Linked DNA regions of Homo sapiens: region 2 is linked to region 1. A link is a contact called in ENCODE Hi-C or POLR2A ChIA-PET data. All regions are on one chromosome and are shown on one strand. Each heading gives the region's core, a stretch centred on a gene start or an enhancer-like site at or near the end of the contact. The rest is flanking DNA. Distances are from core to core; before and after follow the strand shown.

What was found. Hi-C counts contacts between places; a loop is a spot of excess contacts on that map. ChIA-PET counts read pairs that join two places held with the same protein, here RNA polymerase II (POLR2A). Pooled maps may share reads with other maps.
Region 2: a map of PC-9 shows a loop between it and region 1 (4-fold over the local background). The contact joins the enhancer-like site here to the promoter of KIAA1671-AS1 in region 1. A Hi-C loop is called at or near these places in 23 of 168 maps with a recorded cell type or tissue (CD4-positive, alpha-beta T cell, Caco-2, HepG2 and 16 more) and 15 of 50 pooled maps. POLR2A ChIA-PET finds 5 or more read pairs at or near these places in 12 of 52 experiments (CD8-positive, alpha-beta T cell, GM12878, H1 and 8 more).

What each region holds. Positions count from the first base shown.
Region 1 is chr22:25,109,381-25,116,072 of GRCh38, reverse strand. It overlaps KIAA1671-AS1 (KIAA1671 antisense RNA 1), which reads left to right and starts at 3,381. Exons shown (of 5, transcript NR_038941.1): 1 at 3,381-3,456; 2 at 3,650-3,886; 3 at 5,076-5,115; 4 at 5,955-6,072. All of the region lies in intron 6 of KIAA1671, which reads right to left. RefSeq lists enhancers at 3,702-4,563, 4,564-5,426.
Region 2 is chr22:25,151,723-25,158,414 of GRCh38, reverse strand. The region is part of intron 6 of KIAA1671; the gene reads right to left. Among named protein-coding and RNA genes, the nearest start is that of KIAA1671-AS1, 42 kb to the right of the region's middle. Within about 2 kb of position 3,899, at least 17 of the 41 ENCODE cell types and tissues checked have a DNase peak (open chromatin) inside an H3K27ac peak, as active enhancers do; they include PC-9, ascending aorta, breast epithelium and 6 more, where a contact is called at or near this core.

The DNA.
Region 1 (6,692 bases), core at 2,132-4,631:
TGGGCACAGTGGCTCATGCCTGTAATCCCAGCACTTTAGGAGGTTGAAGCGGGTGGATCACTTGAGGTCAGGAGTTCGAGACCAGCCTGGTCATCATGGTGAAACCCTGTCTCTACTAAAAATACAAAAATTAGCCAGTGTTGTGGAGGGCACCTGTAATCCCAGCTACTGGGGAGGCTGAGGCAGGAGAATCACTTGAACCTGGGAGGTGGAGGTTGCAGTGAGCCGAGACTGTGCCACTGCACTCCAGCCTGGGTGACAAAGTGAGGCTCTGTCTCTAAATAAATAAATAAAAATAAATACTGGTTGAATGAAAATATGAGTGAATTAATGAAGACATGCAAGTTATATGCACCTGATGCTTAGCATGGAGCCCTGCACACAGTAAATACAAACACAGGTTGATCAGGCTCTTACTCTGCTTCCCTGAGGCACCAGTCTAGCCTTCTAGGAAGGTAGGACTCACATTACAGTCTGAGCCCCCCAAAAAGCAACGTGGAACGAACATTTATTCAGCACCTCCTGCATGCCAGGGCTATGCTTGCTCTTAGTCCACTCTGTCCCATTGAACCACCCACCAGACAAGTCCCAGCTGAATCTCCATGTTTCAGATGAGGGCACTGAGGCTGCAAGAGGTGATTTAAGCTGCCCAAGGTCACTCAGTTTGCACGTGGTGAGTTGAGACTCAGGCCTAAGTCTGTCTGACTCCAAAGCCCTCCTTGGTGCGGCACCCCATGGCCTCAGAGACCCCCCACTTCCCGCTTTTATTCCAGTCTTGGCCCCTGTGCCACTGCCATTGTTCCTGGGTTCTGGAATTTTCTGTCTGGCCTCTAACTGGAGTCCACCTTGTCTCCTCGGCTAAACCTGGAGTACCAGGCGTGTTTCTCAGGCTCACATGGGAGTGCAGCATAAACGTGCCTCTTCCTGCCTTTGTGGCTCAGAGACAAAGCATTTGTTTTCCCTCTTTCCCCCTTTTATCCCTTGGACACAGAAGCAGGCAGGCCATTAGCAAATTACTTCAAGGCTGGCTTTAGAAAACATTTCAGGGCACGCCTTTGAGGGTTATTTTGTGCCCGCAATAGATTCTTCTACACTGCTCTGAGTAAATACAAGCCGGAGGCAGGAACCAGGATGAAATGAATGGATTATTTAGATAAATCATGTACAAGGTCAGAAAGACTAAAATCCTGCCCCCTCCCAGCCCCAGCCACGGATACTGCTGTTGTCCCAAACTCTTAAGTAATTGTCTGTGGCTTTAAAAAGTTTCTTCCCATAAAACGAATATTTAAGTGAAGTCCCTGAGTAAAAAGGGCGTGTGTGGGTTTTCCAGCTCATTGAAAATCTTTGAAGTGATGGTTTGAGAGGAAAGGTTTGGTTGCCACAAGAACTAATTTTTAAGCACCACAAGCTAAGAACGGCCACGCTCACCACACATTTACCAGCACATCAATGCACGATCATCCCCATTTCACAGAGGAGGAAATCAAGGCACAGAGAGGGAAGGAGTCTGTCCAAGATCACACAGCTGGGAAGCGGCAGAGCCAGGACTCAACCCCTAGGCAGGGGGTCCCTGGCCTTGCGTTTCGTTGACTTATCTGCAACACTGCACATGTTCCTATCCTAACTCTGCCTTTATCCTGCTCAGGCAGAGTATCTAGGCAAGCAACAGAGAGAGAGCATTCACAAGTGTGCAGATTCTGTGTGCCTGGCACTGTGCTGGGGGCTTGCTTCAATCTCATACCAAGGCCTTGGTTCTCCTCATTGGACACAGGAAGAAACTGAGGCTTAAGAATGGGTCAGGGCTCCTCAGCCAGGAGTCTGATTCAAGCTGTCAAGGCCAAGGCCAGCTGGTGCCTACCACCCAGTAGGGTGGCTACATGGGAAGGAGCCTGAAGCTTGAATGTATTTAGCATGTATTTACACTCTTGGTGGCATCTCGACGCAACACGGAATGGTTCTCTGCACCACCCAACTTCATTTATTCAACCAGCTGGAGAGGCCACTCCTGCCAGTGGCACCAACCTGTAACACAGGGTAAGACGCCTAGGGGATTCATGCCAATGCCCATGGTCACACCACTCCCCAGGGTGGGGAAAGAGGGATGCCAACAGAGCCTGCCTGTCACCAACCCCATACCCTGAGAGAGAACAGGAGTGACAGAGAAACAAACAGAGACAGAGCAAGGCAGAAAGACACATCACAGAGACAGAGATACACACAGAGGGAGACAGAATGAATGAGGGGCCTTCTTTCCCTGTGGCAAGTCACACCTTCCAGAGGTTGGGGAATCTGTCTCATAAATCCAAGCCCCACTAATTTGTTCTGGGCCACAAAGAAGCACAGACCCACTGTGAAGGAGACGTCCTGTGAACGAGACACGTGTCATGCCCAAGTGCTCGGCTCCTGCCTTGCATTTGCAACTGCCTGCTCTGGCTGCTGCGTGACCTGGGGTGAGTCACACCTCTGGGTCAGCAGAGGGGATACTGAGCCCCTGCACCTGGCAGGGCAGCTGTGAGCCCTGCCACCTCGAGTGTAGGGAGGGCCAGCTCAGGGCTCCTCCCTAAATGCTGGGTCCCTTAATGACTATAGCACTCCTGGCTAGGAGGAACCCAGAAAAAGGGGCTGGCTTAGCCCTTCGCCTGTCCTCAAGTGCTCCCATAAACTGGGCCAACACAGTCAGGTGGCAGAAGTCTCCTATGTGAAAATGGCAGGCCCTCTCTTTAGGCTCAGGTCTGGTCAGTGACCTGGGCAGCCCTGAATTAATTGGGAGGGTCTGGGGAGAACATCTGCTGGGAGCTGGACTGCAAAGAGCCGTGAATGGGGAGGTCAGAGCCTGGGGTTCGGGACCTGGCTCTGCCACTCACTCACTGTGCTTCCCCCACAGTAGGCACTTTCGCTTTCTGGGCCCAGTCCCACCTCTCCAAATCATCAGAAGGACCTTACGATTGTTTCTGCACTGTCGCCTAGCAGGACACAGGCCAAGGTTTTAATCATTAGCTGTCATTCCACCCTGCTGTCCCAATCCAAGCCCTCCCGAGCCTGCCTGAGTAAGAAATCAAGGCCTCCCTCCCTGGCCCACTCACACCAAACCCAAGGTTCACGGCCAGCGGGCAAACTCGCCCACCACACCTCGGTCTCCTAAGACCCTTTCCTTGGCAATCCAATGAAAGCTCGGTGGAACGACAAAAGCTACAACTCAGCGTGCACATGACACCGCCACTTGTGCTTCCTAGGAGGGTGAGAGGAGATGAGGCAGGTGCCACTAATCCACCCTAAAAATAGGGAGAAGGATGAGCTTTCGTGTCGGGGGTTGGGGTGTTCACACTTAAACATAAATCAACTGGCAAATTCAGCCCAACTCACGTGCTGGCCCTGTCCACACAGACGTCGACTCCAGCAAAAATGTCCTGACTGACTTCAGGAGAGAGGAATTATTGCTACGTGCCTCTTTCCCAGGTACAGGGGACAGGAAGTGCCTGGGCTTTGACTGACAACTATTCTGGAAGAAGTAACTTCCCCGGTTTGATGTCTGGGACCCCCTCCCTGGGAGGACTGGAGGGGAGGAGCTTTCAGTGTTGTTTTAATATTTTTTAAAACATAATAAGCTTACAATATCTGGCGGTTCCGAATCTGTATGCCTTTTCCTCAGTGAAGAAAATCTCTGTTGGCTGCGAGCAGAGAAGCGGCGGAAGGATTCCCGACTCCGGGAAGCCAGGTGTCGGAAGGAGGAAGTACGCTTGAAGGGGGTCCGGCTGGCCGACTCTGCACTCGTCCGTTCGTGGCCCACCGTGGTGGTCACCAAATTGAGGGCTTCCTGGAAGGACCTCCTCACGGTGCCCATCCACTGGGTCATGTGGGTCTGGGCCACTGTGAGTTTATCTCCCAGGTAATCCATGGGGCCAGCCAGGAGGAGAGGGAAGAAGGAAGTTAGGGAGGGAGAGAGCAATTAAAACGCCAGTGTCCTCTTGCCTCTTTGGACTCTTTTGCTCATGGAAGTTTTGGGCTTGCTTGGAGGAAAAAAAATTAAAAACAGCAGCTTTCTTCAGGCAAACCAAGGGTAAGTAAACATCCCTGAGCCAGGAGCCGGCTGCATCCACGGGTGCCGCTCAGAATTAAGAGGCAGCTAAGTGCCAGGCTGGGAGTCCACCCCAGCGGAGTTATAAAGTCAACACACTGGGCAGTCCAGGTTCCAGTTCCAGGGCTCACCCAGCTGATCGGCCGAGACAAGGAGCTTTGAGGAACAAGCCGGCTGCACTCACTCCAGGGCGTGACGGTCCCGAAAGGCGGGGGATGGGGATGGGGGTGGGGGTGGAGGGGGCGGCCTTTGGGCACCCTCGTCCTCACTTCCCTTCAGGTAGGCAGCCCCCCTGAGGTGCACCCTGGGAGGTTCCGGTGGGCAAGCTGCCGCACCCTGCTGCCCCCTGCCCGGCTGCCCTCGGCCAGACCCCGCTCACCTGACCCATGCAGGTTTTCTGTCCTCTGGCTGGAGATTCCAAACCTGTCGGCCGGCAGGCGGCTAGCTCACTTCCGGAGGCAGCCACCAGGGCCCCCGGGTCCCCTGGCTGAGCAGCCCGGGATGACATCAGCCCCCGTCTTAGCGAGGGGCTTCGCTGCCCAGGAATGCAGGAGGGGCCTCGGGGAGGCGGAGGCGGTGGCGGCGGCCGCCCAGGGAGCTGACGTCCGCCCCCATTTTTTTCTCCCCCAAGTCCCAACTCGCTCACGGTCCCTCGGGGCTGATGGCAACTTCACGTGCCTGCCAGCCTACCCACCCCTGTGCCCTCACAGCAAGCGCACCAGGAAATGCGGCTGCACGTGTGTGCATGTGTGTGCACTCTGTGTGTGTGTGCGTGTATGTCGGCGATCTGGCAGCCCCGGGAAGGTTAGCACTGCTGGGAAACGGCTTCTGCCTCTAAGGTTACAGGCAGCGTCTTGGGACCTCTGGTCGGCTGTCAGTCTGTCTCCCTCTCGTGGTCTGTTTCTCTGTTGATTTCTCAGCCTCGCTCTCCTCCCTCTCCCTGTGTCTCAACTTCCACTTGCTTGTCTCTAAGCGTCTCTCCTCTCTCTCTCCTTTTCAGCTGTCTCTCCCTCCCTCTCTGGAAGGCAACACTGATCCAGGTGAGACAGCCTCTGAGGTCCCCCAGGAAGGACTGGGGAGGGCTGTATTTCAGTACAGGCGGAGTTGCCATGGCAACCCGGGGCACAGCATCTGCCCTGTCCTGGGCAGCAGGCTCAGCACTGGGAGCAATGGGAATGATTCATGGTTTACACTAGGTCACGTGAGCTCCCTGGGTTTTAACCCTTACAGGGCTGGAGTACTAGGGGTTGGGGGTACGACTAGACCCTAACACCCACTGTCCTCGGCCAGGCCCCGCTCATCTGACCCATGCAGGTTTTCTGTCCTCTGCCTGGAGATCCCAAACATGTCAGGGGTTGTTAGAAGGGGGTGGGCAGCAGCTGGATCCTGGAGGTCAGGCACACCTGTTAAAGGAGGTTTCTCCTTCTAGCAGGGATCCATGTCCCCCCAACCCCACTACTTTTACAGACAAGGAAATGCAGATTCAGAGACATAGATTCACTTGCCCAAGGTCACACAGCAAGGATGTCACCAGGCATGCACCAGAGCTGCTCCCACCCCAGGTTTTCCCAGGTCTGACATGGTACCTGGCCCAGAGTCAGGGCTCTGTAAATATTTATTGTTCGGACACCAAGTACACAATTGAAACCCAGGTCGCTCAGAATGCATCCTATGTCCTTTCCACCACCACCTCACTTCAGTTTTGAACAAATATTTGTTTTCTAGACACTGGTCAAAGGGCCTCACTTGAGAAAGTTTATCACAAAGGACTCTCTGGCAATATGGCCAACAGATCTCTTTCTTTTCTATGTATTCCCAGTCCTTACAGCTATTCATTCTCTTTCTCTCCCTGTCTCTCTTCTTCTTTTTTTGGATACAGGATCTCACTCTGTTGCCCAGGCTGGACTGCAGTGGCATGATCACAGCTCACTGCAGCCTTGGCCTCCCAGGCTCAAGCGATCCTCCCACCTCAGCCTCCTCGGTAGCTAGGACTACAGGTATGTGCCACCATGCCCAGCTAATTTTTTTTTGTGTGTAATTTTTGTAGAGACAGGGTTTCACCATGTTGTCTAGGCTGGTCTCGAACTCCTAGACTCAAGCGATCCACCTGCCTCAGCCTCCCAAAGTACTGGGATTACAAGCATGAGCCACCACATCCAGCCTCATTCATTCTTTCATTCATTCATTTAATAAAGATTCAGAGGGTGCCTACTCTGAGCCAGGCACTGCATAGAGATTAAGAGCAGAGGGCTCACAGCCCAGCAGGGGATGACAGTGGTGGCTAATATTTATCAAGAGGTAACTAAATGTCCAACACCATTTCTAAGCATTCACAGGAATCAACTAATGAATTTTTTTGCATGAACCCATTTGACAGAGGAGACTGAGATCCACAGAGGTGAAATCATGTACCAAGGTTATGGCTGATAGATGTCCTCCAAGATGACCATCAGTAATCCTTGCCCCCTTTTATTCATAACCTGGTGTGGTCCCCTCCCACAACGAATCAAGGTTGGTCCGTGTGGTTAGCAGAATAAAGAAGTGATGGGCCGGGCGCGGTGGCTCACGTCTGAGTAAAGAAGAAGTGATGGGCCAGGTGCGGCGGCTCATGTCTGTA
Region 2 (6,692 bases), core at 2,650-5,149, 42 kb before region 1:
GTGTTCTCTAAACTGTAAGCTCCCTGAGGTCAGGAACTGGGGTCTGTTCGCCCTCAAATGCCAGTGACAAGTTCAGAGACAGCCACAGTGGACAGGAAGCAAGTGAAGATGGATGGATGGATGGAGTGAATGAACCCATAAATGACTCCCTGTCCCCTCTCTAATGTCAGAATGACACTGCTATTTACCCAGACCCTCTTGATATATCACAGGACCATCTGCTTTTATATATGTCCTTAAAATTTAATTCTTGTTGCTTTTTAAAACAAATTGTTTTTTATAAAACACTATGTGGGCTGGGCATGGTGGCTCACGCCTGTAATCCCAGGACTTTGGGAGGCCGAGGCAGGCGGATCACAAGGTCAGGAGATCAAGACCATCCTGCCTGACACAGTGAAACCCCATCTCTAGTAAAAATACAAAAAATTAGCCGGGCGTGGTGGTGGGTACCTGTAGTCCCAGCTACTCGGGAGGCTGAGGCAGGAGAAAGGCATGAACCTGGGAGGTGGAGGTTGCAGTAAGCTGAGATCGTGCCACTGCACTCCAGCCTGGGCAACAGAGGGAGACTCCATCTGAATAAAAAAAAAAATAAAAAGAACAGGAAAAAAAAAAAACTATGTGCAGTGTGCTGACAGTGAAACTGGGGTGGCCTGTGTGATACATTTAGGTGCAAAATAGGAGAGACTGATCCTGAGGGAGAAGAAAAATGCCCAAAATAATCAGGGGAGAGGGGAGGGGCACAGAACATTCTAGAAGTACTGTGGCACTCTTGCATGGAGATAGACAAATTTGATGTTCTTTTTAACTCAGAATTTCTGTTAATATAAGCTCTACAGTTCTAAGGTTACGATGAGTCAAGGGAAAAGAGAATCTGGAGTTTTAAAAAATGTATTTAACCTAAAGTATAGAACAATTATAATGTAGAACTCTATTTAATTGTTAGAAAGAATAGTTAAAAAGAATGAGGCAGACATAAGTTTACTGACATGGAACGACCTCCAAGATTCACTGTCTAGTGAGTAAAGCAAGGTGCAAAGTAACAGGTGGCAGACCCTGCCATTCGTGAGGGGGAAAAAAGTAAAGACCAAAACGCACAGAATACCTAAGGACACAAGAAAACTGCAATCATACTTGTCTCTAGGAGAGGAATTGCGTGACTAGAGGACGAGGAGAGATGACTTTTTTTTATTCTACCTCTTTTTGTATTTTGTAACATTTGTGGCTAGTGATATAAAAAGTACATTTTGAAAATGTATAATTATATGTAAGTATATAATTCTTTTACGTTTCCCAGCATCTCCTTTTAATGGAATCTGCTCCCACTGATCCCAACTTGGCTCCTCTTGGAGGGATTCTTAAAACAGACTAAGCCCAATTTGACTTCTTTTTTTGAAACATCACATGTCAAAACATCTCTCTCACAGTTTATTTCAGGCTAGGGCTCAACTTGTCAGGTGACAGAACTGCAGCCTTGCAGCGTACGTGTAAACCTGTTGAGGAGGCAGGGCGCTGGGTGTGTCTCCCTATTGACTGAGGACCCCAAATCCTCCAGCCCAAGGCCTGGTCTCTCTCTCCCTGCCAGAACACTGCCACCAACTCAGCTGTGTTCTATGGGAATGATGACATTCCAATGTCACAAAGTGGCTTGACCATCCCTGCTACTGGAAGTCCATCCAGCAGACAGATGCACGCACACACAGATCCACACATACATGTATATACACACAAATGTATATACACAAAACACATACACATAGATGCAGACATACATGAGTATATACACAAACACATATACACAAAACACATACACAAACACATGCAGATGCACACATATATGTATATATACACACATGCAAAGACACAAAAACACATACGGATGTACACATACACATATATACACACAAATACATATAAACACAACACATGCACACACACACAAATGCACACAAACATGTACACAAAACACAAACACATATGCACACATATACACACAAACACATATACACATGAAAATATAAACACACACAAATGCATACACACAAATACACACATATATGCACACAATTACATATACATAAAAAGCACATACAGGCCAGGCACGGTGGCTCATGCCTGTAATCCCAGCACTTTGGGAAGCCGAGGAGGGCGGATCACGAGGTCAGGAGATCAAGACTATCCTGGCTAACACGGTGAAACCCCATCTCTACTAAAAAAATACAAAAATATTAGCCAGGCATGGTGGCGGGTGCCTGTAGTCCCAGCTACTCGGGAGGCTGAGGCAGGAGAATGGCATGAACCTAGGAGGTGAGAGCTTGCAGTGAGCCGAGATCACGCCACTGCACTCCAGCCTGGGTGCCACAGCAAGACTCCATCTCAAAAAAAAAAAAAAAAAAAAAAAAAAAGCACATACACACATACATGCACAAAAAAGATACACACAAATACACACATACATATATATGTGTGTATTTATATATATTTATATAAATATATATACACAAAAAAACTATATACATACACATACACAAATACAAGTACAGGTGCATACATACAAATACACACATATACAGGCAAATGCATAGACACAGAAAAAATATACATAAACACACATATATACAAATACACACAAGCACAGGTACATAAATACAAATACACACATAGGTATATACACATGCAAATGCACATACACAAAAATATACACATAACCACATGTATAAACACACAGATATGCATACACACATACACAATACTTACATATGCACACACAAATGCATATACACAAAAAACACTTTCACACAAACACAAATATACACAAGCACATACACATGCACAAATGTACACACACAAACATCTACACCAATGCACACACATACACAAAAAATAGACAACACAAAAACACATATAAATACATGCACCCAATACACACACACACACAGCTGCATACACACAAATATACACAAATGCATACCTACAAAAACCCCCCCACACACACATACACAAATACATAGAAACAGACACAAATACACATACACACAAAACATATATAATACACACACAAATGCACACACAAATGAATGGTCCCAGCAGCACTGTTTTTGGTAACAGCAAACACACAACCCAACTGCCCTTCCACAAGAGCACCTGATACCTAAACTATAGCTTATCAGTGCAAGGGAATTAACATGGTGTCTCCATTCAAAACAATGACTGCCTCTTCAGAAGGTAGAAATTGAAGGGCTGATGTGGAAAGATGCTAAAATTATTATGAATAGGTTTAAAAAGAGCAAGGGGCAGAAAATGCCATCTCAAATTGAGGTCCGCTGATTAATCAAAGTTTCCTATCCCAAGTATCCAAGGTCCCCTGGGCCTCAGACAGAGTGGGGGAGAGGGCGCAGAAGGCCTGAGTGGCAGGTGACAGAGGGCTCTGAGGAGGGTGTGACAAGACAGGTGGGGATATCAGGGAAGGCAAAGCAGCCAGAAGGAACAGCCTGGGGAAGTTAAGCATCGTATCTATTAAGAGCCTACTATTTTGTGTGCCTGGACAGCCCCCTCTCATCTGCCCTGCAGAGCAGCCTTGCATGGCTGGCCTGGCAGAGCTGGGGCCTATAGGAAGCTCAGCATGAATGGAGTCTCTCTTCCTCTGGAGTTGGGGACCTCGCAGTGGGGCTGAGGGGGTGCCTGGAACCTCAGGCTGTCAACCAGCAAGGAGAGTCCTTTGTTGATGAACACCCCACCCCAGGGAAAGGGGGAAAACCAGTCGGGCTGACATTCCATTGCCTGAGACAGAGCCAAGGGCTCTGTTTCCTTCTGGTGCTCAGCCCAGCCTGTGGCTTTGTTCAAAGACTCTGCCCAGGCCTAGAGTGCTGTCTGTTCTAACTCACAGCTAGCTCCACCCACCCCATTTCCCAATCCACCCCATGGTAAGCCAGAGGCCCTGGAAAACACCCAAGTGGATGGTATATCTTTGGCCAACCCTTAACAATGCCCAAGTCAGGACAGAACGAGCTCCTGCAGTGGTTCCTGTCTGTCCTGAGGAGGAATGAGCAAGTGATTATCTGCGCATCATATGGGTGTTAGGTCCTAAGTTGATCAGAGCAATCTGGTGAGCTCTCTGGAAGCCACAACTGTGAGCCCTGAGACACAGACAGGGACTAGGGCCGTTGAAGGCAGCTTATCAGCTGGCTGCAAAGCTGGTGCATGTGGAGAACCCAGAGGCCAGTTCAGGCAGACACAGTGCCTGGATCAAAGCCCCCAAATAAAACAACAAACCCACTGCATAGGCAGGCTTTCGGGCACGTAGGGAAACCCTGGACATCCTTGGAGCCGGACCTTACTTGGCTGACTGAGAAGTCACACCTAGACTGTCCTCCTCCCTGATACCTCTCTGTACCTCCCAAGAATGCCTGAAGCAGCGAAGAAAAGAAGTAGTCTCTTGGCCCTGAGGTGCTAGGATGTCAGCTGCAGACCTTGAAGGTCACAGGATTCATGGAAGAGACACCAGGTTAGCAGGCGCCTTGGGGTGAGGCAGACCCGGGCTCCAATCCTGGCTCCCCAGCACTTAGAAGCTTGTGCAGCCTTGGGCAGGGACTGCACTTCTCTGATTCGTCAAGGCTCCCAAAGGCCTCTGGGATGCTGCAGCCAGGATGCTCTGTGGCAGAAGGGCCCATTTCTCAATGTAGGGCAACATCCGAGTGCCCAGGACTCTAGGCGTTTGGGTTCTTCCTGGGCGAGCACACACTGTGGGGCAGGTGCCCAGCAATGCATTTGACTATGCCAGCCCCCAAAGGGGCCTCTCACCAACACCGTGAGGCGGGTTCTACTGTCACAGCTCCACCAGCCCCAATCTCAAACCCAGGGGCCAGGTATGTTTCCAACTCAGGACTTTTCAGGTTTTAGAAAGGCAATGCATGGGTATATTGCATATTGTGAGATTCCCCCAGTGAGGTCTAGGATGGGGTTTCCCAACCATGGCACTACGGACATGTGGTGGGGGCCGTCCTGTGCAATGTGGGATCCCTGGACTCCAGCCACCAATGTCAGTAGCACCCCATTCCATCACAACAACCAAAAATGTCTCCAGACAAGGCCAAATGTTCTGGGGGCAAAGTCACACCAGGTTGAGAACTACTGGTCTAGTTGGTGCAGTCTCAACAGGAGTGGTATTATCCCCAAGCGGGGAAAATTGTTTCTTGGGGGATGTGTGGGAAAAATATCTTTCAATGTATAATGCACAGATATGCATATGGTACATATACAGATATACAATTTATCTGTGGCAGTACAGATATACTATTGATATACTATACTATGTGGTAGTACAGTTACTGGGAAGGCAACTAGGGAAAAAATGTTTAGAAAGGCCCCTTAGGGGATGATAAATGAAAACAAGGTTCATGAACATGTGAGTAGGACAACACTCCACAAGCAAACATGTTAATATTTCATGACACATAGGAAGAGCCTTACCATGTGGCATTAAAAAAAAATCAGGAATAAAAATACAAAAATTAGGCGAGGCATGGTGGCTCACACCTATAATCCCAGCACTTTGGGAGGCCGAGGCGAGTGGATCACCTGAGGTCAGGAGTTCGAGACCAGCCTGGCCAACATGGTGAAACCCCCCATCTCCACTAAAAATACAAACATTGGCTGGGCGTGGTGGCATGCACCTGTAATCCCAGCTACTCAGGAGGCTGAGGCAGGAGAATCGCTTGAACTCAGGAGGTAGAGGTTGCAGTTAGCCAAGATCGCGCCACTGCATTCCAGCCTGGGTGACAGACCAACTCACCCAGGTGCATTGGTACAGGGGCAAGTTTTGCTCAAATGAGAGCTTTTTGAATTTCAGAAGGGTGGATTGGGGACTGCAAACCTGGTGTGGCATTTATACAGGAGAAAACTGAAGCTCAGAGAAATTAGGCAACTAGTCAGTGTATGTTCCTCTGTACATGCATGTGTCTGTGTGCCTGCATGCATTGTGTTTGTGTGTACACATGTGCTCACAGCAAGGTTTAGCTGACATGGGAGTGATTTAATCACCTCACACACACATGTAAATGGCCATGAAAATGGACTTTTAAACCCACTCAGCAATGTGCAGCACAGCCTTAAAACTGCATATGGGCTTGGCCTGGGTCCCAGTCACTCTACTGCTAAAAGTTGTTCTGATTATGCAGGTGTGTGAGAATGAATACTCAGTAATGTTCACTGCAGCATTATTTATAAGACAGAAAAACTGGAAGCAATCTAAGTATCCAAAAATCATTCAGGGCCTGACGAAATAAAGTGGGCGTAACCTGAAAAATAGAATATAGCGCAGCTACTGAAAATGAGGCTGCTGGTCTATATTCACTGACACAGGAAGTCAGTCAAAGCAGGGAAAATGAACGGACACTAGCTACAAAAGAATCCATGTCATTGGGAGGCTTAGGCGGGCGGATCACTTAAGGCCAGGAGTTCAGGAGCGGCCTGGCCAACATAACAAAACCCAGTCTCTAATAAAAATACAAAAACTAGCCGGGCGTGGTGGCTCACACCTGTAGTCCCAGCTTCTCGGGAGGCTGAAGCACCAGAACTGCTTGAACCTGAAAGGCAGAGGCTGTAGTGAGTCAAGATAGCACCACCACACTCCTGCCCGGGCAACAGAGCAAGACCTGTCTCAAAAAGAAAAAAAGAGTTGGCCATGTGCGGTGGCT